Regions from separate parts of the Homo sapiens genome. Here all the other regions are linked to region 1. A link is a contact called in ENCODE Hi-C or POLR2A ChIA-PET data. All regions are on one chromosome and are shown on one strand. Each heading gives the region's core, a stretch centred on a gene start or an enhancer-like site at or near the end of the contact. The rest is flanking DNA. Distances are from core to core; before and after follow the strand shown. Region 1 holds the start of F2RL3 (F2R like thrombin or trypsin receptor 3). Region 2 holds the start of EPS15L1 (epidermal growth factor receptor pathway substrate 15 like 1). Region 3 holds the start of ANKLE1 (ankyrin repeat and LEM domain containing 1). Region 4 holds the start of MED26 (mediator complex subunit 26).

Region 1 (6,240 bases), core at 2,427-4,926:
GTGACCACTCCAGGGACCTCCCATGAGTGGAATGACTCAGGATTTGTCTTTCCGTGACCGGCTTATTTCCCTCAGCATAATGTCCTCAAGATTCATCCACAATGTAGCATATGTCAGAATTCCCTTACTTTTTAAGGCTGCCTTTTTTTTTTTTTTTTTTTTTTTTTTTGGCAGAGTTTCACTCTGTCACCCGGGTGGGAGTGCAGTGGTGCAATCACAGCTCACTGCAGCCTCGACCTCCTGGGCTCAAGCAATCTTCCCACCTCATTTTTTGATTTTTTGTAGAGACAAGATTTCACTATGTTGCCCAGGCTGGTCTTGAACTCCTGAGCCCAAGCGATCCCTCTACCTCGGCCTCCCAAAGCACTGGGATTACAGGCATGAGCCACCACTCTGAAACAGCCCGGCCTGGCTGTCTGCCCTTTTTAAGAAAATAAGATTTTGGCCGGGCGTGGTGGCTCACGCCTGTAATCCCAGCACTTCGGGAGGCTGAGGCGGGTGGATCACCTGAGGTCAGGAGTTTGAGACCTGCCTGGCCAACATGATGAAACCTCGTTTCTACCAAAAATACAAAAATTAGCCAGGCATGGTGGCGGGTGCCTATAATCCCAGCTGCTCGGGAGGCTGAAGCAGGAGAATCGCTTGAATCCAGGAAGCAGAGGTTGCAGTGAGCCGAAATGGCACCATTGCACCTTCAGCCTGGGCAACAAGAGCGAACCTCCATCTCTAAATAAAAAATATTTTGGCCAGGTGCAGTGGCTCATGCCTATAATCCTAGTGCTTTGGGAGGCTGAGGCAGGTGGGTCACCTGAGGTCAGGAGTTTGAGACCAGCCTGGCCAACACGACGAAACTCCGCCTCTACTAAAAATACACAAAATTAGCCGGGCATAGTGGCAGGCGCCTGTAATCCCTGCTGCTGGGGAGGCTGAGGCAGGAGAATTGCTTGAATCCAGGAAGCAGAGGTTGCAGTGAGCTGAGATTGCGCCATTGCACTCCAGCCTGGGCGACTGATCGAGACTCCATCTTAAAAAAAAAAAAAGTTTTTATGGAAAGTAACACAGTGCACAGAAAACTCCAACAGTACAAAACAGACACATGGTTTCCTCTCCTCCAAAGCTGTCGCGCCCAGCGTCCTCCGGGAAGTACCTGGGCAGTGTCGCCTGGGTACAGCTTGTGCCTGACAGGGGCAATGTCATCGTCACCTCTGCTTGCTGGGGTTCCCCCGACAGCCTGTGCTGCCGTGTTGTTCCCGGGGAGGGGCTGTTGGCGGGCACCTCCCTGCTTTGTGCTGCTGTGTGGATATCCTCCCAAGGACATCTTCCTGTGCGTGTGTCTGGCAGAAATTCCTAGACATGGAACCCTTGAGTATAAGGGCATGTGCGTCACTATGTTTTTTTTTTTTTTTTGAGACGCGTTTCACTCTTGTTGCCCAGGCTGGAGTGAGGCTGGAGTGCAATGATGCAATCTCGGCTCACTGCAACCTTTGCCTCCCATGTTCAAGTGATTCTCCTGCCTCGCCTCCCGAGCAGCTGGGATTACAGGCATATGTCACCATGCCTAGCTAATTTTGTATTTTTACTAGAGATGGGGTTTCTCCATGTTAGTCAGGCTGGTCTCGAACTCCCAACCTCAGGTGATCCACCCGCCTCTGCCTCCCAAAGTGCTGGGATTACAGGTGTGAGCCACTGTGCCTGGCTTTTTTTTTTTTTTTTTTTTTTTTTTGAGTCGGAGTCTCGCTCCGTTGCCCAGGCTGGAGTGCAGTGGTGTGATCTCAGCTCACTGTAACCCCTGCGTCCTGGGTTCAAGAGATTTTCCTGCCTCAGCCTCCTGAGGAGCTAGGACTACAGACGTGCGCCACCATGTCTGGCTAATTTTTGTATTTTTAGTAGAGACGGGTTTTCACCATGTTGGCCAGGACGGTCTCGATCTCTTGACCTCGTGATCCACCCACCTGGCCTCCCAAAGTGCTGGGATTACAGGCGTGAGCCATTGCGCCCGGTCGTGCATCACTATTTTGATGCATCATCTTCAAACCACCCTGCCCCAGCATCACTGGACTGCCGGTGTGCCCAGCCTCCCCTGCACAGCTTCCCACTCTGCTCACAGAGAAGACGGTGGAGGGGGGAGCCCAGGCGTGGGTTTTCCGTGTGCTGAGGGTGTCCTCAGCCACCTTTTTCCCCAAGTCATTGACGTGAAGCTGATTTTCTCATTGGTGGCCATGGAAACTGCCCAGAAATGGGAGCAGGGCCTCTGAGACCCTGCCCCAGCTAGACTCTCTCTCCAGGCTTCAGTGTCTCCTCCTGGAGCTGGGTGTTGACTCTGTCCAAGACTCTGCTCAGTCACTTCCTGGCTGATCCCCGAGTGCTCAAGTGTGTGATGAGATTAGGGCTCCCCCAGGCAGGAAACGGCCACATTGGACCCCTCCCTCCCCCATCCCTAGTTCATTTTATTTTCCCCAATCCTCATGGCTCCCAACTAGGCCCTCCTGCTCCCAGACCCCCCCAAGCCCTGTCCCCCATCCCCTGTAGCCCAGCGCTGAGCACACTGGGGCCAGAACCACCCATACCAGACTCCCCCAGGGCACGACGGGTTGAGGCCTCTCTGAGGCAGGGAGGGACAACACTGAGGGGCCTTGTGCAGAAGAGGGAAGGGGTACCCCCCCGAGCTTCAGTTTCTTCATCTGCCCGATGAGCCCCCATCCAATGGTACCCAGGAGTGGGGATGTGCTGGGGCTAGAGGAGGGAGGCCCCCTGGAGGCTGGCTTGGGGACCCTTCAACCTGGCCACCTCACTCAGGGTCAGAGGTCAGAGCAGGCGAGCCACACACCCCGAAGTCCCCCCGGTCCTCGGCAGGTGCTGTCCCCAGCATCACTGTCTCCCCTACAGATGCCCGTGTGTCCCCTGGGCAAGAGTGAAGTGAGGCACTCATACAGGGGTGCCTTGTGAGTATGGGGTCAGCCGAGGATGCTGAGGGGCTCTCGAGGTTCAGCCAGAGTCCCTGACGCTGGGCTCGTGCTGCTCTGGGGGTCTGAAGGGACCCTCGCTATTACCCTCTGGGAGGCGCCCATCCTTGGTTTTTTTTTTTTTTTTTGCCGAGTCTCGCTCTGTTGCCCAGGCTGGAGTGCAGTGGCAAGATCTCGGCTCACTGCAACCTCCACCTCCTGGGTTCAAGCAATTCTCCCACCTCAGCCTCCTGAGTAGCTGGGACCACAGGCATCTGCCACCAAGCCCAGCTAATTTTTGTATTTTTATGAGAGATGGGGTTTCTCCATGTTGGTCAGGCCGGTCTCAAACTCCCAACCTCAGGTGATTTGCCTGCCTTGGCCTCCCAAAATGTTGGGATTACAGCCGTGAGCCACCGTGCCTGGCCTAGCAGGGCTCTTCTTATCCTGCTCACCAGAGATAGGAAGTCGGGGGGTGACTTCAGGAAAGGCCCAGAGCCCGTGATGGGCGTGGGGATTGGGGTGAGGACAGGGCTGTCGTGAGAACAGTGGCTGCAGATGTGAGCGGCTGGCAGGAAGTGGCCACTTGAACCGCAGATGCTTCCTGGGCTGGTCAGGGACCGGGGGTGCTGGCTGCAGCTGGGACCCCCCCCCCTGCATCTTGCTGGCCTGGCACCTGGGTCCCTGGGAGGCGCCACACTGGATATAGCCACGTGGGGCAGCCCGGTCTCCATAACCCACACTCCAGTCCTCCCACGGGCTGGCTGGCAAGCGGCCCTGGTGGGTCTGCGGGGGCAGGGGCAGCCTTCCTGGTTTATCTCTACCGGCGCGATCTGCTCGTCCGCCTCGGCTCCAGAAGCTGGGGCTCAGGGTCCGGCGAGGCAGGAAGCCTGAGGCCACAGCCCAGAGCAGCCTGAGTGCAGTCATGTGGGGGCGACTGCTCCTGTGGCCCCTGGTGCTGGGGTTCAGCCTGTCTGGCGGCACCCAGACCCCCAGCGTCTACGACGAGAGCGGGAGCACCGGAGGTGGTGATGGTGAGTGGTCCTGGCTTTGGGGTGCAGAGATGGGGTTACATCAGAGATGGAGCTGGGGGCCCGGAGCTGGGGAGGGGGAGGCCGGGAAGTTGCGGGCTTCAGCCCAGCCCACTCTGTATCCCGTCTCTGACCCCATAGGGCTGGGCTATTCCCTTGAGTGTCATGTCCAGCTGTTTCCCACCAGGGCAGACCCCAGGCTCTGAGCACCTCCCTCCCTGCTGCTTCTCGTCACCTGCCGAGGCAGGGGCTGACTGAGGTCCCCTCTCTCTCCCAGACAGCACGCCCTCAATCCTGCCTGCCCCCCGCGGCTACCCAGGCCAAGTCTGTGCCAATGACAGTGACACCCTGGAGCTCCCGGACAGCTCACGGGCACTGCTTCTGGGCTGGGTGCCCACCAGGCTGGTGCCCGCCCTCTATGGGCTGGTCCTGGTGGTGGGGCTGCCGGCCAATGGGCTGGCGCTGTGGGTGCTGGCCACGCAGGCACCTCGGCTGCCCTCCACCATGCTGCTGATGAACCTCGCGGCTGCTGACCTCCTGCTGGCCCTGGCGCTGCCCCCGCGGATCGCCTACCACCTGCGTGGCCAGCGCTGGCCCTTCGGGGAGGCCGCCTGCCGCCTGGCCACGGCCGCACTCTATGGTCACATGTATGGCTCAGTGCTGCTGCTGGCCGCCGTCAGCCTGGATCGCTACCTGGCCCTGGTGCACCCGCTGCGGGCCCGCGCCCTGCGTGGCCGGCGCCTGGCCCTTGGACTCTGCATGGCTGCTTGGCTCATGGCGGCCGCCCTGGCACTGCCCCTGACACTGCAGCGGCAGACCTTCCGGCTGGCGCGCTCCGATCGCGTGCTCTGCCATGACGCGCTGCCCCTGGACGCACAGGCCTCCCACTGGCAACCGGCCTTCACCTGCCTGGCGCTGTTGGGCTGTTTCCTGCCCCTGCTGGCCATGCTGCTGTGCTACGGGGCCACCCTGCACACGCTGGCGGCCAGCGGCCGGCGCTACGGCCACGCGCTGAGGCTGACCGCAGTGGTGCTGGCCTCCGCCGTGGCCTTCTTCGTGCCCAGCAACCTGCTGCTGCTGCTGCATTACTCGGACCCGAGCCCCAGCGCCTGGGGCAACCTCTATGGTGCCTACGTGCCCAGCCTGGCGCTGAGCACCCTCAACAGCTGCGTGGATCCCTTCATCTACTACTACGTGTCGGCCGAGTTCAGGGACAAGGTGCGGGCAGGGCTCTTCCAACGGTCGCCGGGGGACACCGTGGCCTCCAAGGCCTCTGCGGAAGGGGGCAGCCGGGGCATGGGCACCCACTCCTCTTTGCTCCAGTGACACAAAGTGGGGAAGGCTGTACTGGGTCGAACAGGGTCCCTTCCCCCACTTCACGTCCTTCCTGGGACCTCAGAATGTGACCTTATTTGGAAATAGGGTTGTTACAACTGTCACTAGCGGAGGTCACTTTGGAGAAGGGTGGGCCTTACATCCAGTGTGGGTGGTGTCCTCATAAGATAAGGAGAGGCCAGGCCTGGTGGCTCACGCCTGTAATCCCAGCACTTTAAGAGGCCAAGGCGGATGGATCACTTGAGCCCAGGAGTTCAACACCAGCCTGAGCAACATGGTAAAACCCCATCTCTACCAAAAATACAAAAATTAGCTGGGCTTGGTGGCTGGCGCCTGTAATCCCAGCTACTCAGGAGACTGAGGCAGAAGGATCGCTTGAACCTGGGAGGCAGAGGTTGCAGTGAGCCGAGATTGCGCCACTGGACTCCAGCCTGCGTGACAGAGAGCCTGTCTCTAAATTAATTAATTAATTAATTTAATTCAATTTTAAAAAGACGAAAAGTGACGGCCAGGTGCAGTGGCTCACGCCTATAATCTCAGCACTCTGGGAGGCCAAGATGGAGGATTGCTTGAAGCCAGGAGTTTGGGACCAGCCTGGGCAACATAGGGGGATCCCATCTCTACACACAAAAAAATTTTTTAATGAACCAGGCATTGTGGCATGCGCCTATAGTCCCAGCCACTCAAGAGGCACAGGCGGGAGGATCACTTGAGCCTGGGAGGTTGTGGTTGCAGTGAGCTATGATTGTACCACTGCACTCCAGCCTGGGCAACAGAGCAAGACCTTGTCTCAAAAATAAACAAACTAAAATTAAAAAAAGAAGACGAGAGATAGTGGGTGTGGTGGCTCACACCTGCAATCCCAGCACTTTGGAAGGCCGAGGTGGGCAGATCATCTGAGGCCAGGAGTTCAAGACCAGCCTGGCTAACAT
Region 2 (6,240 bases), core at 1,140-3,639, 420 kb before region 1:
TATTCAGGGTCAGAAAAGAGTATATAAGGAAGGAGATTCTGAGATGATGTCATGGAGTACAGAACAGACTGAAAAAGATGCTGATGGGAAAAGTGCAGACAGGAGTGGGGGTGGAGAAAACACACCCCTCCTCCCCTAGGCTAGCCCGCTGGGTTATCCACTTTGCTCACCTTCACCTGGCCATCTGCTTGCCAAGTGTGCTCTGTCACCTAAATCCAACCAGATCACAGCCACCTGCTGCAGGGTGCTTCCCTTTTGCCCCCAACCAAAAATTTTGGAATTATACCCTTGGTTCCCCCAGAGTTATCTGTGAACCCAAGTGATCTCCTGAGCTAGACAGTAAGGGCCTGGGAGGGCCATGCCTCACACCTGGGCCAACAGTAACCCATGGTGTAGATTTTCACTCGAGAGCAAGTGTAAAGAAGTGCTGACATTTCCAAACGAAGAAAACCAGGCCACGCCTTCATTCAACAAATGTATAGGGAAAGGAACAGGAAGAGGCTAAGAAGTCAGTGACCTGGCCAGGCGCAGTGGCTAACGCCTGTAATCCCAGCACTTTGGGAGGCCAAGGCGGGTGGATCACTCGAGTTCAGGAGTTTGACACGAGCCTCGCCAAAATGGTGAAACCCCGTCTCCACTAAAAAAAAAATACAAAAATTAGCCGGGTGTGGTAGCACGTGCCTGTAGTCCCAGCTACTCAGGAGGCTGAGGCAGGAGAATCACTTGAACTCGGGAGGCGGAGGTTACAGTGAGCTGAGATCATGCCACTGCACTCCACCCTGGGTGACAGAGCAATACTCCATCTCAAAAAAAAAAAAATTGGACAGGAAGTTTTAGAAAGATCCACGCCTCCCAAACTGGGAGTGCTTAGTGCTTTCTCATGAAATGATCTTAGGTGATTTTCCCCCGACTCCCGCCTTCCCCGCCCCCCACCCCCTGACTACATACTCTAAACTGTAGCACTTAGCTATTAACACCTATTATCGGTAGGACACTTAACAGTTTACAGAGCACTTTCATGTCAGTAACAAGAACTTGCTAATTAATAATCACCGGGTTTTAGCACTGTTAACTTAGTGACAGTGTTGCAAATTGGCTAGCTGTGCACTTCTCTCTCCTTGGATCAGCTAACCAGTCATGCAAGCATGCAACCGGCCTATCAACTCTCTTTGGGTTTGGAATTCTTAATTGCTGCGGTCTCTACTCCCAAACGTCCAAATCTGGCAGAGATTAAATGATGACAGTAATTATAGGATCACTGAGTGCCTCTCATATGCTAGGCACTGTTCTAAGCGCTTTTTCACGTGCTTAATTTTCACATAATCCCAACACATTTTTATATCTCCATTTTCCAAAGGAAGCAACTGATGGGTGGAATGGCTAAGAGCTTCAACCAAAGGCACAGAGAAATCGGGGCTGGAGCCAAGATTTGAACACATGATCTGACCCTGTGTCCTCACTCTTAATCACCATGCTGTGCTAGATCATTCTAGCAAAATGCTTATATGGTGCTTTGCACAACACAGGTATTCAGCAAATAAAGGCAGCTGTGATTAGCATAACACAGGTAGTTTCTAGTTCCCACGAGTGTCACCTCCAGGAAAGCAGCGACCTTGTCTGTCTGGAAGAATGCAGCGCTCCCAGCACCTGACCCAACGCACATTTGAGGGATGGATAGAAAATGAATGAATGAAAGTCTCTCCCAAATAACAGAGCTGCCTACGCATGGCTCTTTTTCGCATGTCTGTGTCGCGCTATCGATACTGCCCCTTCATAAGCGCATCAGGCGAATTTGAGGACACAGAGAGGCGCCCGGAGACGTACGATCTGCGCCCGGTGCAGGGGTGGCGGAAGCAGCTTCCAAGGAGGCAGGGGATCAGTCTGAGATCGCACTGCTGCTGACGGGTCCGGGCTCCGGCGGGACCCTGCCCGCCCGGGCGCCGGGACCGGAGGGAGACAAAGACTCGCTGGGCCGCCGCGCCGACAGAAACGCTCGCACCCCTCGCCCACCCCTCCGGGATGCAGCCCAGCGCCTCCGCGGGTCCCCGGCCTGGGAGCTTCAGCGGCGGCAGGGTCCGGGCCCTGGGCGGAGAGGACACGCGCTGCGCACCTCCTCGCCTCGCCGGTGCCCGCGAGGGTCGCTCGGGCACGGGAGGCCGCGGGTCCCGGCCTGTCACCTTCAGGGCCGCCTGCCCACCCGCCCGCCGCAAGCCCTTCAGCACGCGCCGCCCCCGCCGCCGCCTGGCTGAGTCTCCCAGCGCCTCAGCCTCGCCGCACCGCTCGCCTCGCGCCCCGCACCCCGGCGCCGCCCCCAGGCCCGCCCGGCCCGTACCTGCTGGGAGAGGGGGATGAGCGGCGCCGCCATCTTCCCGCGGACTCGGGCTCCGAGCGCCGGGGGAACGGGGGCGGGGCTGCAGCCACGCGTGCGCACTGGGACGACGGGAGGGCGGTGCGCAGGCCGCCTGTCCCGGGAGAGGGCGGGGCCGTAGACAGGGCCACGCATGTGCAGTCAGGCCGGGAGGGGCGGGGGCAGGGGCGGGGCCGCCCACACGCAGCCTGGAGGGGCTGGGCCTGAGGCATCTGCGTCTTCCGTGCTCTCTTGCCCGTTCCCCTACTCCTCCTTCCAACGTTGTTCGGACTCTCATGCCGCTGGCCGCTGTCCGAGTCGACCATGCTGTGTCATCCCTCCAGCCCATGCCGAGGCCTGGTTCTCTGTTAGGGATGCCGTCCCCCTGCCAGTGCGCCTGGGGAGGCGGTCGCCCACCCCGCGGAGGGTCGGGACCCTCACCCTGCCCCGCAAAGCGCCCTGTTCCTAGGATCGCAGTGTGTGTGTGTGTGTGTGTGTGTGTGTGTGCGCGCTAATTTGGGGGACCCGCACCCTGCCCCCCTCACCCTGCCCCGCAAGGCGTCCTCCTGGCTGTGGTGGCGGGCACCTGAAATCCAAGCTACTCAGGAGACTGAGGCAGGAGAATTGCTTGAGCCCAGGAAGCAGAGGTTTCAGTGAGCCAAGATCACACCATTGCAATCCAGCCTGGGCAACAGAAGCGAAACTCTGTCTCAAAAATAAATAAATAAATAAGACAAGAACCCACTTGTTGCCAGGTACAGTGGCTTACACCTGTAATCCCAGCACTTTGGGAGGCCGAGGTGGGAGGGTCATGAGGTCAGGAGTTGGAGACCAGCCTGGCCAGTATGGTGAAACATCAATATGGTGAAACCCCATCTCTACTAAAAAAAATACAAAAATTAGCAGGTGTGGTGGTGCATGCCTGTAGTCCCAGCTACTCAGGAGGCTGAGGCCAGAGAATCACTTGAACCCGGGAGGTGGAGGTTGCGGTGAGCCAAGATTGCACCACTGCACTCCAGCCTGGGTGACAGAGTGAGACTCTGTCTCAAAACAAAGTCAAAAACAAAAAGAACCCACTTGTAACTGTTGCTAATCAAAGCATACATTCAGGGCAACTTGAATCTGTGTCTCCTGGACTGCGGTCCTCAACCTTGGCCCAAACTCTCTACTTATATTAACTTTGCCTCAGCTTCTTTTGTTACATCAATAGAGTAATGAAGGTTTTTAACAGTCTTGAGTGCTTTATCAGTACGTATTCCATAAGGAAAAGAGAAGTCCTTCTAGGTACTTCAAACAGAGGATATTGAATACAGGGGATTGAGCCAGGCTCTGTGGCTCACACTTGTAATCCCAGCAATCCAGTTGAGACAGGTAGATTGATACCAGCCTGGCCAACATGGAGAAACCCCATCTTTACTAAAAATACAAAAATTAACCCAGTGCAGTGGCAGGTGCCTGTAATCCCAGCTACTCAGGAGGCTGAGGCAGGAGAATTGCTTGAACCTGGGAGGGGAAGGTTGCAATAAGCTGAGAACTCACCATTGCACTCCAACCTAGGTGACAGAGCGAGACTCTGTCTAAAAAATAAATAAATAAAAATAAATGAATACATAAACGACTACAGGGGACTGAGTATAAAAGTGTTGGAAGTACTGGAAGAACAAAAGAGGAAGGTAAGTTTACCTAAAGATTCATAACTATATGAGGCTGCTAGCCTCTCTAGAGCTGAAAGATTAAAGCAGGGGAGGTGGCTGGGCATAGTGGCTCACGCCTGTAATCCCAGCACTTTGGGAGGCCGAGGTGGATGGATCACCTGAGGTCAGAAGTTTGAGACCAGCCTGGCCAACATGATGAAATCCCGTGTCTACTAAAAATACAAAAATTAGCCGGTTGTGGTGGTGGGCACCTGTAATCCCAGCTACTCGGGAGGCTGAGGCAGGAGAATCACTTGAACCTGGGAGGCGGAGGTTGCAGTGAGCTGAGATCACGCCACTGCACTCCAGTTTGGGCAACAAGAGCGAAACTCCGTCTCAAAATAAATAAATAAATAAAGCACAGGAGGACCCATAACCCACAATCACTGTGCCTACAGAAGGATCCCAGATGTGTTCACCCTTGCTAGCCACAGTTGCCTCCACCATGATTGCGAAAGTCACAGTTGTTGTTGTCACCACCACCTAAGCCACTGGCAGAAGTCTGAAAAAATGGTTTCTCCCCTCTTTCTGCCTCCCAACTTTGTTCTAATAAAGCATGACAGGAACGTTGCCAATTGGCAACGGCGTCCAGGAAATGTAGCATGCAGGCTTTAAGTGCCAGTATCAGAGTCTAGAATGGTGGTGGCCATAGAAACTCTCCAGCATCATCTTGTAAAAATAATCCAAACTTGGCTGGGCGCGGTGGCCCACACCTGTAATTCCAGCCCTTTGGAGGGCCGAGGCAGGCAGTTCACGAGGTCAGGAATTCGAGACCAGCCTGGCCAACACAGTGAAACCCCATCTCTACTAAAAATACAAGAATTAGCCAGGCGTGGTGGCGGGTGCCTGTAATCCCAGCTACTCGGGAGGCTGAGGCAGGAGAATTGCTTGAACCTGGGATGGGGAGGTTGCAGTGAGCCAAGATCGCACCATTGCACTCCAGCCTGGGCAACAAGAGCAAAACTCCGTCTCAGAAGAAAAAAAAGAAAAAAAAAAAGGCCGGGCATGGTGGCTCACGCCTGAAATCCCAACACTTTGGAAGGCCGAGGCAGGCAGATCATGAGGTCAGGAGATCGAGACCATCCTGGCCAACATGGTGAAACCCCATCTCTACTAAAAATACGAAAATTTAGCCGGGCATGGTGGGGGGTGCCTGTAGTCCCAGCTACTTGTGAGGCTGAGGCAGGAGAATGGCATGAACTCAGGAGGCGGGTCTTGCAGTGAGCCGAGATCGCGCCACTGCACTCCAGCCTGGGCAACACAGAAACTTCGTCTCAAAAAAAAAAAAAAAAATCCAAACTTAATCATACACTTTTGAACCCTAAGAATTATGTTGAGCCTTGAAGAAAACGGGACTGTGTGATCTGAGCCAGACAGCATGTAACTACAACTTCTGCTTATAGATTATAGATTAACTCTCCTGTTCTTGCTCTGTAGATTCATTTCAAGACTAAATGGCATCAGCGTTAAGATCGCCCTTCTTCATTGCTGACCTTTCCTCTATTATCTTGCACCTAAATCAGACCAGATAGTGCAAAAGGTCCTGTGACTGTTATGTCCTCTATGTGAATGTTAAATATACCCTTCCCAAAAAGACCACTGCCTTGACTAATCAGATTACTGTTAACTATGTACTTGCCTTGTGTGAAATATGTAGAAACGCTGTCAAGCTTCCCAAACCTTACCTATATAAATGACCCCCAAACTTCCTCAGTTTGGAATGCTGATTTCCATTCTTTGGAATCTGTGTTCCAGGGTGGCCGTCCTCAAACTTTTGTGCTAAACTAAACTCTATATTTAACCATATTTCCTGAATTTATTTATTTAGGGTTGATGTTTTGATGATCCAGATGGGATCTGAAGTGGAGTTCCAGTGATCCCTGCCACTTCTCACAATCAGACCCTTTGTACTGTTACCGCAAAGGGGTCTTGATCCAGACCCCGAGAGGGTTCTTGGATCTCACCCAAGAAAGAATTAGTGCGAGTCCATACAGTAAAGTGAAAGCAAGTTTATTAGGAAAGTAAAGGAATAAAGGAATGGCTACTTCATAGAGCAGCCCCAAGGGCTGCTGGTTGCTTTTTTTTTTTGGGAGAAGTTTCACTGTTGTTGCCAGGGCTGGAGTGCAATGACGGGATCTCAGCTCACCACAACCTCCACCTCCTGGGTTCAAGTGGTTCTCCTGCCTCAGCCTCCTGAAT
Region 3 (6,240 bases), core at 1,202-3,701, 390 kb after region 1:
CCCGGGATGTGGAGGTTGCAGCGAGTTGAGATTGCACCACTGTACTCCAGCCTGGTGATAGAGTGAGAGCTTTTCTCAAATAAAAAAGAAAAATTCAAAAATAAAAAAGATGAAAAAGCCAAGAGAACAGCTTCAGGCTTGGCTGTGTCCAGGTGCTAGGACAACATTGCCATTTGGGAGGGTACTACATGGTTGCTAGTCAATGTGCCCTGCTTACCCCCCAACCAATGGAAAGGTGTGTGATGGCTTCAACCACTCCCCAGACCCCAATCCAGGTCAAGGCAGAGTTCTCTCAGCATCTGGATATGATTGGACTCCCCCGGGGGGATACATGACCTTCAATTAAGAGCTAGTCATGTACCAGGGTTGTGTGATGTTCTGATGAGCCAGGCCTGGATCATACATCCCTAAGGGGGAGGTTTAAGAGCTCCATCAGCAGTACTGAGGCCATGATAGGAGGGTTGCTTGAGGCCAGGAGTTCAAGACCACGCTGGACAACATAGCAACATTTCCTGTCTCTACAGGAAATGCAAAAATTAAGCCAGGCTCGGTGGCTCACGCCTGTGATTCCCAGCTACTTGAGAGGCTGAAGTGGGAGGATCACTTGAACCTAGGAGGTCGAGGCTGCAGTGAGCTGTCATCGCGCCACTGCACTCTAGCCTGGGTGACAGAGCAAGACCCTATCTCAAAAATAAACACAAACAGCTTTATTGAGTGACTGCTTTTCCTCCCTATGAGCATTTTTTGGAACCTATCGTGTGTCAGGCCCTTGTGCCCAAGCCCCTGTTCAATCCCCGCATCAACCTCGTTAGGATTCTCACATTTTGCAGATGGGACACTAAGACTCTCAGAGGTCCAGCCCTCCAAAATACTGAAGTCCTAGTTCCGCTGGATTGAAAATGGGCAACGCAGAACGGGGACTGGAAATTTTTTAAAAATTGTTTTTAAAGACGGGGTCTTGGCCAGGCGCAGTGGCTCACGGCTGTAATCTCAGCACTTTGGGAGGCCGAGGTGGGCGGATCACAAGGTCAGGAGTTCGAGACCAGCCTGACCAACATGGTGAAACCCCGTCTTTACTAAAAATAAAAAATTAGGCGTGATGGTGCATGCCTGTAATCCCAGCTACTGGGGAGGCTGAGGCAGGAGAAGCTGTTGAACCCTGGAGGAGGAGGTTGCAGTGAGCTGAGATCACACCACTGCACTCCAGCCTGGGCAACAAGAGCAAAACTCCGTCTCAAAAATAAATAAATAAATAAAACAAAGACAAGGTCTCCGCCTGTAATCCTAGCACTTTGGGAGGCCGAGGCGGGCGGATCACCTGAGATCAGGAGCTCAAGACCAGCCTGGACAACATGGTGAAACCCCATCTCTACTAAAAATACAAAAATTAGCCGAGAGTGGTGGCACATGCCTGTAATCCCAGCTACTTGGGAGGCCGAGGCAGAATAGCTTGAACCTGGGAGGCAAATGTTGCAGTGAGCCCAGATTGCGCCACTGCACTCCAGCCTGGGCGACAGGGTAAGATCCGGCTCAAAAAAAAAAAAAAAAAAAAAAAAAAAAATAGGGCCTCACTCCGTTGCCCAGGCTGGTCTCAAACTCCTGCACTCACTAAAAGAAAAGAAAAGCAACAACAAACTAGTAGGCTCAAACGATCTTCTCTCCTCAGCCTCCCAAAGCACTGTGCTTAAAGGCGTGAGCTGGGCCCTCGGCCTGGGGGTTGGAAATTGAAGCCTCTATTTTATGTATTTATTTATTTTCTGAGACAGAGTTTTGCTCTGTTGCCCAGGCTGGAGTGCAGTGGTGTGATCATGGCTCACTGCATCCTCGAACTTCCGGGCTCAAGAGATTCTACCAACTCAGCCTCCCAAGTAGCTGGGACCACAGGTGCAAGCCACCCACGCCCGGCTAGTTTTTTGTATTTTTTTGTAGGGACTGGGTTTATCCAAGTTGCCCAGGCTGGTCTCGAACCCCAGAGCTCAAGCAACCCTCCTGCCTGGGCCTCCCGAAGTGCTGGGATTACAGGTGTGAGCCACCGTGCCCGGCCTAAGCCTCTCATAAGGCCGTGCTCCCTGCCAGAGGCCACCCTTGAAGAAGATTCCCTGAGACTTAATGACCTGGGGCACCCCGGACTTTCTTAATCGTAGCTCCACCCACTCGAGCCGGGTGCCTTCGCGTTTCCCGTTTTTAAATGAGATAGTGGCACACCCGGTGGCATCCTCCCACCCGGGCTCTTATCGGCGGTCCCAGACCCTGCTTGAGCGCCTCCGGGTGTCAAGGGCCCCTGAGGACACTAAAGCTCTCGAACCCCGATGTGGACCCCCGTGCGGCGCGGGGCAGCCTGGCTGGGAACCCTGCTCGGCCCTGGAGAGGGGCCCCCCGAGCCGAGGGGAGGAGCGGCGCATGCCCACAAGCCCCCCGCGGGAAGTAGGAAATCGACCGACCAGGCGGTGCGCTTCGGACCCAGCCAGGGCATGTGCTCGGAGGCCCGCCTGGCTCGCAGGTTGCGGGATGCGCTGCGGGAGGAGGAGCCGTGGTGAGGGCGGGGCCGGGGGCGGGCCAGGAGTGGGGGTCTTTGGCCGGGGTCCACTCTGACCGCGGTGTTTGCAGGGCAGTAGAGGAGCTGCTGCGCTGCGGCGCGGACCCTAATTTGGTGCTAGAGGACGGCGCAGCGGCTGTGCACTTGGCGGCCGGAGCCCGGCACCCGCGCGGCCTGCGTTGCCTCGGGGCCCTACTGCGCCAAGGCGGGGACCCCAACGCTCGGTAAGATAGAGCCTGGGTCCGGGGCGGGGTCTCCCCAAGCCGAAGTCTGGGAATCCGGGAAGGGGCGCCCCATCATCCCGGGCCAGGCCTCGGGGCTCGAGGGTGGGGTTTAGGGGATCTTGGGGAGGGAACTTGGGGGTCCAAGGGCAGGGGCTAGGGCTCGAGGGAGGCGCTGGGGTCCCAGACCGAGGGCGTGGAATGGGGCTGCGCTAGGACCAAAGTGGGGATCAAGGGTTCGGATATTGGAGTGGAGGCACCAGGGTCAGACGGCAGAGGTTTGGGTCCTGGCCTGAGGTCATAGCATCTAGGTTCCAAGGGCAGTGTACCAGGGTGGACGGCGGAGATCCGGGAGGCCGAGAACGAAGGCTCCAGGTCCCCAGAGCGGAGATCGGGGTTCCTGCCGGGAGGCTGAGTCCGCAATGACCCCTCTTGCGCTGCCGCCCCAGATCTGTCGAGGCACTGACGCCGCTGCATGTGGCCGCCGCGTGGGGCTGCCGCCGCGGCCTGGAGCTGCTGCTGAGCCAAGGAGCGGACCCGGCGCTGCGCGACCAGGTTGGGAGGCACTGCGCGGGCAAAGAAAGGCTGGGTGAGCCCAGAGGGAGGGAAGGAAGGTAAGAGGGCCTCGGGCGCCCCCTGCTGACCGCGCCCCTGTAGGACGGACTCCGGCCGCTGGACCTGGCCCTGCAGCAGGGACACCTGGAGTGCGCGCGAGTCCTGCAGGATCTCGACACGCGGACCAGGACCCGGACCCGGATCGGGGCAGAGACTCAGGAGCCCGAGCCTGCACCTGGCAGTGAGTAGGGCCTGCAGGGCTGCTGGGGCTTGACTTCTGGACCAGTCCCTGACATCCAGGGTCTTCCCCACCCCACCCATTGGTTCTGACCGTCTCACATCCACTATTTGTGGCCAGCTCTTTCGGCCTCAGACACTCTGATCTCCTTTTTCTGTTTGATCCTATTCTCATCGCTGTCTCATCCCTCCTCCTCTCCTCTCTGGCCCCCACTCTCACCTGCAGCCCCAGGCCTCTCTGGACCTACCGATGAGACGCTGGACTCCATAGCACTCCAAAAGCAGCCATGCAGAGGTGACAACAGGGACATTGGCTTGGAGGCTGACCCAGGACCCCCCAGCCTCCCTGTTCCCCTTGAAACTGTGGACAAACATGGGAGCTCGGCGTCCCCTCCAGGGCACTGGGATTACAGCTCAGACGCCTCTTTCGTCACAGCGGTTGAGGTCTCTGGAGCTGAGGACCCAGCCTCGGACACTCCCCCCTGGGCTGGGTCATTGCCACCGACCAGGCAGGGACTTCTGCATGTTGTCCATGCCAACCAGAGGGTACCTAGGTCTCAGGGCACGGAGGCAGAACTGAATGCCCGTCTGCAGGCCCTGACTCTGACCCCACCAAATGCTGCTGGCTTCCAGTCCTCCCCTTCCTCCATGCCTCTCCTGGACAGGAGTCCAGCTCATAGCCCCCCACGGACACCAACCCCTGGAGCTTCTGACTGCCACTGCCTGTGGGAGCACCAGACATCCATTGATAGTGACATGGCCACGCTCTGGCTGACAGAGGATGAGGCAAGCTCTACAGGTGGCAGGGAACCTGTCGGCCCTTGCCGGCACCTGCCAGTCTCCACTGTGTCTGACTTGGAGTTGCTGAAGGGACTCCGAGCACTTGGTGAGAATCCTCACCCCATCACACCCTTCACCAGGCAGTTGTACCACCAGCAGCTGGAAGAAGCCCAGATTGCTCCTGGTTAGTCTTCCCAGGGCACATGGAGTCCAGGGAGCCTCCAGGAATCTCCCGGAGAACCCCAGCTCTCAGCCCCACTTTCCTCCCCATCTCAGAATCATCCCTTCCTCCATCTCCCTTGACTTCCAGGCCCAGAGTTTTCAGGGCACAGCCTAGAACTGGCTGCAGCCCTGCGGACGGGCTGTATTCCAGATGTCCAGGCAGATGAAGACGCGCTGGCCCAGCAGTTTGAGCAGCCAGATCCTGCCAGGAGGTGGCGGGAGGGGGTCGTGAAGTCTAGCTTCACCTATCTGCTGCTGGACCCCAGGTACTCAGGGCAGGAAAGCCCCAGAAATAGAAACTAGAAAATTTGGGGATTGGTTTTTATTTGCTGTGTGCCCTTAAGAAAGGGACTGGCCCTAGAATCATCAGCTGCTTCTTCTTCTTTTTTTTTATTTTTTTAAGACGGAGTTTCACTCTTGTTGCCAAGGCAGGAGTACAATGGTGCCGTCTCGGCTCACTGCAACCTCCACCTCCCAGGTTCAAACAATCCTCTTGTCTCAGCCTCTCAAGTAGCTGGGATTACAAGCACCTGCCACCACGCCCGACTAATTTTTGTATTTTTAGTAGAGACGAGGTTTCACCATGTTGGCCAGGCTGGTCTCGAACTCCTGACCTCAGGTAATCCACCCACCCTGGCCTCCCAAAATGCTGGGACTACAGGTGTGAGCCACCGCACCGGCCTCTTTTTTTTTTTTTTTTTTTGAGGCGGAGTCTCACTGTTTCGCCCAGGCTGGAATGTAGTAGCGCAATCTTGGCTCACTGCAACCTCCGCCTCCTGGGTTCAAGTGATTCTTGTGCCTCAGCCTCCCAAGTAGTTGGGATTACAGGCATGTGCCACCATGCCTGGCTAATTTTTTTTGTAATTTTAGTAGATATGGAGTTTCACCATGTTGGCCAGGCTGGTCTTGAGCTCCCAGCCTCAAGTGATCCTCCTGCCTTGGCCTCCCAAAGTGTTGGCATTACAGGCATGAGCCCCGGCTGGCCATGGTGGCTCACGCCTGTAATACCAGCACTTTGGGAGGCTGAGGTGGGCGGATCACCTGAGGTCAGCAGTTAGAGACCAGCGTGTTCAACGTGGAGAAACCCCATTTCTACTAAAAATACAAAATTAGCCAGGTGTGTTGGTGCATGCCTGTAATCCCAGCTATTCAGGAGGCTGAGGCAGGAGAATCACTTGAACCCAGGAGGTGGAGATTGCAGTGAACTGAGATTGTGCCATTGCACTCCAGCCTGGGGAACAAGAGTGAAACTCTGTCTCAAAAAAAAAAAAAAAGAAAGCTGCTGAATGTCTTTGGGGAGCCGCTGACTCTCTCTGATCCTGTAATCAGGAGTCACTAGACATGGGTTCAAGATATGTTGTGACTTTAAGGACTGCCTCTGGGGACCACTGTATCCACTTTTCCCTGTCTGAGCTATCCCCTTCATCCAGGGAGACTCAGGACCTGCCAGCCCGAGCCTTCTCACTGACCCCAGCTGAGCGCCTTCAGACTTTCATCCGTGCCATCTTCTACGTGGGCAAAGGGACGAGGGCCCGGCCATATGTCCACCTCTGGGAGGCCCTTGGTCACCATGGGCGGTCAAGAAAACAGGTGTGAGGACAGGGATCAGGGTTCAGCGAGGGCAGTCGGGCCATGGGCAGGGGAGGGTATTGGGGGTGCTGACTCCTGATTCTGCCCTAGCCCCACCAG
Region 4 (6,240 bases), core at 1,498-3,997, 260 kb before region 1:
AAAGGTAAGCATTACATGACACAATTCTCTGCCGCTTCTCTCAGAAGAGGTTTAATTTTAGTGTTGGCTCTTCAACACTGTCCCCGTTTTTTTTTTTTTCATGAGCATCTTAAATATGTGTCAACTAAATATCCAGTAGTGGAGTTCATCATTGGGCAGGGCAGAGAGGAGAGAGCGGCACGCCGGCAGCACCTGTGCTGGAGCCACCTGCTCTCACCTGAGCCCACATTGATCCAAGAGAAACTGCAGACGCACTGACATGCCCGGCTCTCACCATCACCTCCGCCAGCAATCCTGTCCACCGCGGCTCTGTGTTTCTGCATGGTGTTTGCTCAAAGCAAACGGTCCTGTCAAATGGCCCATAACAGCGCTCAGAGGGTCAATCACAAAGGAGGCACTTTCCTCATTGTTCATAGTCAAGAAGATAACTTCCCAAATCCATCCACCCCATGTTAGTAGGACTCTGCCCAAGATCATCACTAAAGTCCCTGAAAATAAGCGGTATGAAATGCAAATTCCATGCCAGCTAACATAACCAGGGACCTATATAGCATTTCTGCATGTGCTAAGACACACAAAACTAAGATTTGTTCCATCCTCCTTTCTTCTGCCTCAAGGAACCCTTTAGATTAGAACCCTATACAATACTGGAAACTGTGAGGTCACTGGAGTGACCTAATCTACAACACTGTGATCGCCTGTCAAAGTGCCGCCTGATCCCAAAGCTCTCTGAGGTGGCATTAAGGATCAGTGCTAATATCTCAGCAACCTCTCAGACTCTCCAGAAGGAAAGCGAGTGCGTGAAATTAAAAAAATTACCTTCCGGCTCCACAAAAGATGCACAAGTCACCAAGGCTATTTTTTTCATGTCACTAGTTTTATCCTCTAATATTTCAGTCTTAAAATTGCAGTGACACCAGTTACTGCAAAAAGGACATTCTAGAAGGTTTTATATAGCTTGTGCCCACTCCACCCCCAAAGTCATAACAAAAATGTACAATATAACATTTGTTAAAGACAATTACCATCAAGTCAATGTTAATGGGACCTGAATACCAGGGATAAGAGAAGTACTTATATCACAGCAACCAGAGCCTTCGAAAAAACTCATAACCCTTCAGTCTTAACCAAAAATTGTATAAGCCAATGTGAATTATTCCCAAAACATCATCAGAGTGAAGCATATTGCTAAGAGTAATCAGCCAAGCTCATGTAAAAATGAAAGCAAAAACCCCTACGGTGAGAGAAACCTGAGTTACCTGGCCAAGCCAAAGATGATATTTTTCTTCCATTCACAGCACATTAAAAAGTGATCTCAATGGCCACTTCCTGGGAAGCAGGGCCTCCCCTCATACCTGGATGCTACTGCATCTTCCTACCGCCCTGCTCCTGCCGCGGGAAGAATGACCCCTACTGCCAAGAAACTCTTGGAGAAAATATGAGAATAGATCAGTCTTCCCCCCCACCCCCCCACCCCCGCAACAACACACACACACACACGGAAGGGGAGGGGGCGGTCCCTCCGCAAACAGTAGCCTCAGCAAAGGGGCACCCGAGGAAGCGACACTCTGGAGTTAACCCCGACAGTCTGGGTCAAAAACCACCAGGCTGAGACCCCCAGGTGAGGGAAAGAGCCTACTGAAACAGAGCTCTTGGGTAAACGGGAGAGAAAAGTCCTCTTTAATTCACTACCTAAAAAATGGAGCTCTGGCTTGGTCAGAGACGCAATGGGTACTGAGGCCCAGAAAGGCAACAGGAAGGATCCCACCCTCCCCGAGATCATCTATCGTCGGCAGCGACCCCAAGAGGGTTTTGGCAAAGGCGTGTCTAGTCACAGAAGGGAGACAGACTCTCCACGTACCCTAGGTACCCGGCCAGGGGCAAAACAGACTGGGGGTTCTCTCCGAAGCCAGGAAGGTGCTGCCAGCCGAGAGGAGGGGGAAGAAGGACTTCCCTGATCACCCAGGAGGCCAAGACATGGGAGACATAGGTTCCCCGAGTCATACCCCGGACACCAGTTGCTTCACAGCCCTTCTCCCTCCCCTTCCCGCTCCGGGAGGGCTTCCCGGGGGTCTCGGGTCCCGGAGGGAGGGCGAGGCAGAGAAGCTTCGTCCAGAGCAGTGAGGGTCGTAGAGCTGGAGCAGAAAGGGAGGAAAAACTCTAGCCTCAGCTCCCCCGTCTGCTTCCTCCGCCCAGGCCGCACGGAAGCCTCGGCCTCACGTACCGAGCGCTGCCGGGCTGCCCGACCTGCCCCCGGCCCGGGCCCGAGAAGCGAGAGGCAGGGATGGCAGCGGCCCTCGAGGGGAGGTGGGCGCCAGACGGGTCCCCCGAAGCCCGGTGGGCGAGGGGTACAGGAGAGGGGGAGGGTCCCGGGCCCATGCGGCCTCCGTCCCAGCTCGCGCGGCGGGTACTTACGTTGCTCTGGGGGTCGATGGCCTGCAGCAGCCGGTCCCTGATCTGCTGCGGAGACGCCGGAGCCGCTGTCATTGCCTGGGCGAGGCGGGGGGTTGCGGCCGGGCCAGCGGGCGGGCGGGCTGAGGCGGGGGACGGGGGTCACTCACTCGCCGGCCTCCGGGAGCCGGAGCCGCATGTTCCCCGCGGCGCCGGGGGGTTGGGGGCGCGCGGGGTGGCGGAGAGGGGAGCCGGGGCCGGGTCTCGGTCCCGGGCCGCCGCCGCCACCAAAGGAGGAGGAGGAGCCGCCGGAGCCGCCGCCGCTCGCTGCCGCCGCCTCGAGAACCAAACTCCAGTGAGCTGCCCCCGCGCGGAGTACTCTGGGTAGTCCGCGCCGCACGCAGCGTCGGCGCCACGCTGAGGAGGTTGGGAGATGGGGCGGGCGGAGACGCCAGGCCTGGGCGGGGCTGCCCGTGTGCCACGCCCCGCGCCTCCGCGCAAGCGCGCGCAGGCGCACTCGTCCGCCCGTGACGCCCCGCCCAGCCGCCCGGCCTAGGCAGCCGTTGGGAGGAGGTTGGGCGGGGCAACGGCCCCCGTCCAGGTCACGGGGCGGGGCTTTCTGACGGAAGCGCGCGCGCAAAGAGTCCTTGAACCCGGACGCTCGCAGCGGCTACCTCGGGGCGGGGAGGGCGGCGGGAAAATCCTTCCTCTGGGAGAGCCTTCCCGGCGCGTGACTGGGGGACGGGAGTCGCAGGCTGAGCAGCTGCCGAGTTTTTTGTGAGGGCGAGGGAACCAGACGTCCACGTTGTGATTCTGCGCGCAGAAGGGTCATCGGAGTCCGGGGGTGTCGCCGCGGCCCCCCCGCCCCTCAGAGGGTGTGGGAATGGGTGTGGTGGCAGGGCGGGGGTCTGCACCGCCACGCGCGACCCCGATCGCGAAAACGTGAGGCGGCAAAGCGCCTCTGGCAGAAGCCGCCCGCCGTAGCTGGGAAAGCCGGAGGTTGCAAATCTGCGTCTACGCGGCGGCTTCTCCACCTCGGCACCACTGGCATTTGGGCGGGATCGCTCTGTCTTCGGGGCGGGTCCCCCGATCTGTCGGAAGTTGAGCGGCATCTCTGGCCTCCGAAGCGCCCCCTCCCCCAATCTGCAGTCATTGCCGCCGTCCCTTGTGGGGGCACAGTCCCCCCGCCCCCCCACCGGCAGAGAACCCCGTGATTGAAAGACCCTTCTACCCGCCTCTGCCTTGAGATTCTGTAAAACTGAGATGCTCATTCTCTTAACCAAACACGTCACAGAGGAGGAAACGGAGGCCCAAGGTCACCTAGACTTCGGGGTTAAGCCCAGAACCGCAGATGTCAAGTTTAAGGGCGCCCCTCCTCCCTCCACCCTGTTTATTGCCTTGGTAATTGCTCCCCTCTCTCTGGGAGCTCTGTTGGAAATGCTCTTGTGAGACGGGATGGAAAGGCAAGCTCGGCGGCCTCGGGAGAAATCTTTTTTTTCCCACTGTTACAGGAAGACCTAGATTTAAAACAGGAGGAAGACAGCTGATGAGAACCACATGTGTGCCTTGGAGCTGCCCGACACCTGTTAGTCTTGTATTTGTTGTGCTTCTGGGAAATATTTTCATTTGCAAAAACGGCTGCTTCTGCACGTGGCTATGGTTGCGTGCTTCTGCACATGTGAAAAGTTTTACATCACACTTGGAGGAGAAAAGAAACACGGGCAAAACACTTGTCATTTACTGCTCCCAACCTCGCCCCTCCCAGAATGCGGTGCATTGTGTACATGGTGTACATGGTCCAAGTTGGAAACTGGCCCATTCGGAGATAATTCTCTCATTTCTGATAAGCAAAATAAGCAAAGCCTTCCTCAGGCATATTCTGGTCTTGCCTCTCTCTTAATTTCTAACTCGGATGTACAGTATCTTTTTTTTTTTTTAATAAAGTATTACATAGGAGGCAATTTATTTTGCATGGGTCAGGTTATTTTAAGAAACATTTGGGCCGGACGTGGTGGCTCAAGCCTGTAATCCCAGCACTTCAGCAGGCGGAGGTGGGCGATCACTTGAGCTCAGGAGTTCGAGACTAGCCTGGCCAACATGGTGAAACCCCATCTCTACTAAAAATACAAAAATTAGCCGGGCATGCTGGCGCGCACTTGTAATCCTGGCTACTAGAGGGGGCTGAGGCAGAAGAATTGCTTGAACCCGGGAGGCGGAGGTTGCAGTGAGCCAAGATCACACCACTGCACTCCAGCCTGGGCAACAGACTCTGTCTCAAACAAAATGTGGGGCCAGCCACGGTGGCTCATGCCTGGTAGCTCATGCCTGTAATCCCAGCACTTTGGGAAGCCGAGGTGGGCAGATCACTTGCGGTCAGGAGTTCGAGACCTGCGTGGCCAAAATAGTGAAACCCCTTCTCTACTGAAAAAACAAAAATTAGCCGGGCATGGTGGCACACACCTGTAATCCCAGCTACTCAGAAGGCTGAGGCACGAGAATTGTTTGAACCCAGAAGGCAGAGGCTGCAGTGAGCTGAGATCACGCCACTGTACTCCAACCTGGGTGACAGAGCAAGACTGTCTTGAAAAATAAACAAACATCTGGAAAGTACTCAACTTACCCACTTTTTAAAAACTAAGAAGCACTGACATGACTTGGTTCCTCAAGGGCACTGGCTCTTTTTGGTATCCCCAGTAGATAGAAAAATAGTATCTGTGGAGTAAGTCAATGAAAAGTTTCATCAAATACACGGTAGCGTTACACACACCCCCAGACATATGAATGCATTTCAGTTTCTACAGATCTGGTACACCATGGGTCTGGAGAGCTATTTCTGGAATGAATGAAATACTTCATAAAATATAATACTATATACACCAGGATACACAACACACACACGGATATTTAGTTTTATTCCACATTTAATGTACGTAAAAGGGTGTTTTTGTAAATGCAAAGATTAAATCAGACAGCCTCTGAATTGTAGTCTTGAAAACATTAGCAAGTTCTTTTAGGTCCAGGGTAGATACTGCAGTTCACTTAGCCAACTTTCTGCATTGAGACATCCTTGCCAGGGATCCTGTCAGTTATGCGAAGATGCGGCACGAGATAATTCCTCTTGCTGTGATGGTTCGTCCTCAATGACAGGTCCCTTATAGTATTTAGGTACAACAAGGTCTTTTGTGCTTGGAATGCCCTTGAAAAAGCTGCCTCACCTGTTTGTGAAGGGAACCCCAAAGAGAAAGGGAGAGGAAGGGCTGGGTGCAGTGGCTCACATCTATAATCCCAGCACTTTGGGAGGCCGAGGTGGGTGGATCATTTGAGGTAAGGAGTTAAGAGACCAGCCTGGCCAACATGGTGAAACCCCACCTCTACTAAGAATACAAAAATTAGCCGGGCATGGTGGTGGGCACCTGTATTCCCAGCTACTTGGGAGGTAGAGGCAGGAGAATTGCATGAACCTGGGAGGCAGAGGTTGCAGTGAGCCAAGATCACACCACCACACTCCAGCCTGGGTGACAGAGCGAGACTCCATCACAAATATAAAATAAAATAAAATAAATAGAAAAAAGGGAGAGGAAGTAGTTCAGAGTCCATGACTTGCTCTTGCCATGGGAAAAGGCAAGGAAGTTAGTGTCAGGAGGTCAAGTGCAGAGCATCTTCAGCCAACCTGGACAGTGAGGGAGTAGAAGGATGCTTCTCCCTGGACTCACTGCTGTGGCCTAAGCAGGAACCGGGATATTCAAGAGCACTGCAGAGGAAGCCGTGACGAGGCAGGTTCACACAGCTGTACAGGAATAGTCTTCCACAGCGACACCTTGTAATAGCCAGGAGCAACAGCAGGAATGC

Evidence for each region. Hi-C counts contacts between places; a loop is a spot of excess contacts on that map. ChIA-PET counts read pairs that join two places held with the same protein, here RNA polymerase II (POLR2A). Pooled maps may share reads with other maps.
Region 2: a pooled map shows a loop between it and region 1 (4-fold over the local background). The contact joins the promoter of EPS15L1 here to the promoter of F2RL3 in region 1. A Hi-C loop is called at or near these places in 2 of 37 single-sample maps with no recorded cell type and 11 of 50 pooled maps.
Region 3: a loop to region 1 is called in a map with no recorded cell type, with 3 times the contacts of the local background. The contact joins the promoter of ANKLE1 here to the promoter of F2RL3 in region 1. A Hi-C loop is called at or near these places in 2 of 168 maps with a recorded cell type or tissue (IMR-90 and K562), 10 of 37 single-sample maps with no recorded cell type and 10 of 50 pooled maps. POLR2A ChIA-PET finds 5 or more read pairs at or near these places in 1 of 52 experiments (H1).
Region 4: a loop to region 1 is called in a map with no recorded cell type, with 10 times the contacts of the local background. The contact joins the promoter of MED26 here to the promoter of F2RL3 in region 1. A Hi-C loop is called at or near these places in 1 of 168 maps with a recorded cell type or tissue (chondrocyte), 12 of 37 single-sample maps with no recorded cell type and 13 of 50 pooled maps.

Annotation. Positions count from the first base shown.
Region 1 is chr19:16,885,323-16,891,562 of GRCh38, forward strand. F2RL3 (F2R like thrombin or trypsin receptor 3) reads left to right here and starts at 3,677. Exons shown (of 2, transcript NM_003950.4): 1 at 3,677-3,976; 2 at 4,251-6,240. The coding sequence starts at 3,868. The coding sequence ends at 5,299. RefSeq lists enhancers at 761-1,261, 4,352-4,951.
Region 2 is chr19:16,469,581-16,475,820 of GRCh38, forward strand. It overlaps EPS15L1 (epidermal growth factor receptor pathway substrate 15 like 1), which reads right to left and starts at 2,390. Exons shown (of 24, transcript NM_001258374.3): 1 at 2,333-2,390. The coding sequence starts at 2,365. RefSeq lists enhancers at 1,568-2,479, 1,712-1,861 and silencers at 1,942-2,161, 2,222-2,621.
Region 3 is chr19:17,279,450-17,285,689 of GRCh38, forward strand. It overlaps ANKLE1 (ankyrin repeat and LEM domain containing 1), which reads left to right and starts at 2,452. Exons shown (of 9, transcript NM_152363.6): 1 at 2,452-2,533; 2 at 2,608-2,760; 3 at 3,207-3,312; 4 at 3,415-3,553; 5 at 3,776-4,513; 6 at 4,640-4,817; 7 at 5,982-6,141; 8 at 6,232-6,240. The coding sequence starts at 2,472. RefSeq lists silencers at 2,314-2,363, 2,374-2,463.
Region 4 is chr19:16,625,457-16,631,696 of GRCh38, forward strand. It overlaps MED26 (mediator complex subunit 26), which reads right to left and starts at 2,748. Exons shown (of 3, transcript NM_004831.5): 1 at 2,416-2,748. The coding sequence starts at 2,487. LOC105372296 (a long non-coding RNA gene) reads left to right here and starts at 2,976. Exons shown (of 2, transcript XR_936361.3): 1 at 2,976-3,792; 2 at 3,903-4,352. It also overlaps a transcript of SMIM7 not described here. RefSeq lists silencers at 2,612-2,671, 2,772-3,031, 3,282-3,361 and enhancers at 2,876-3,807, 3,912-3,961.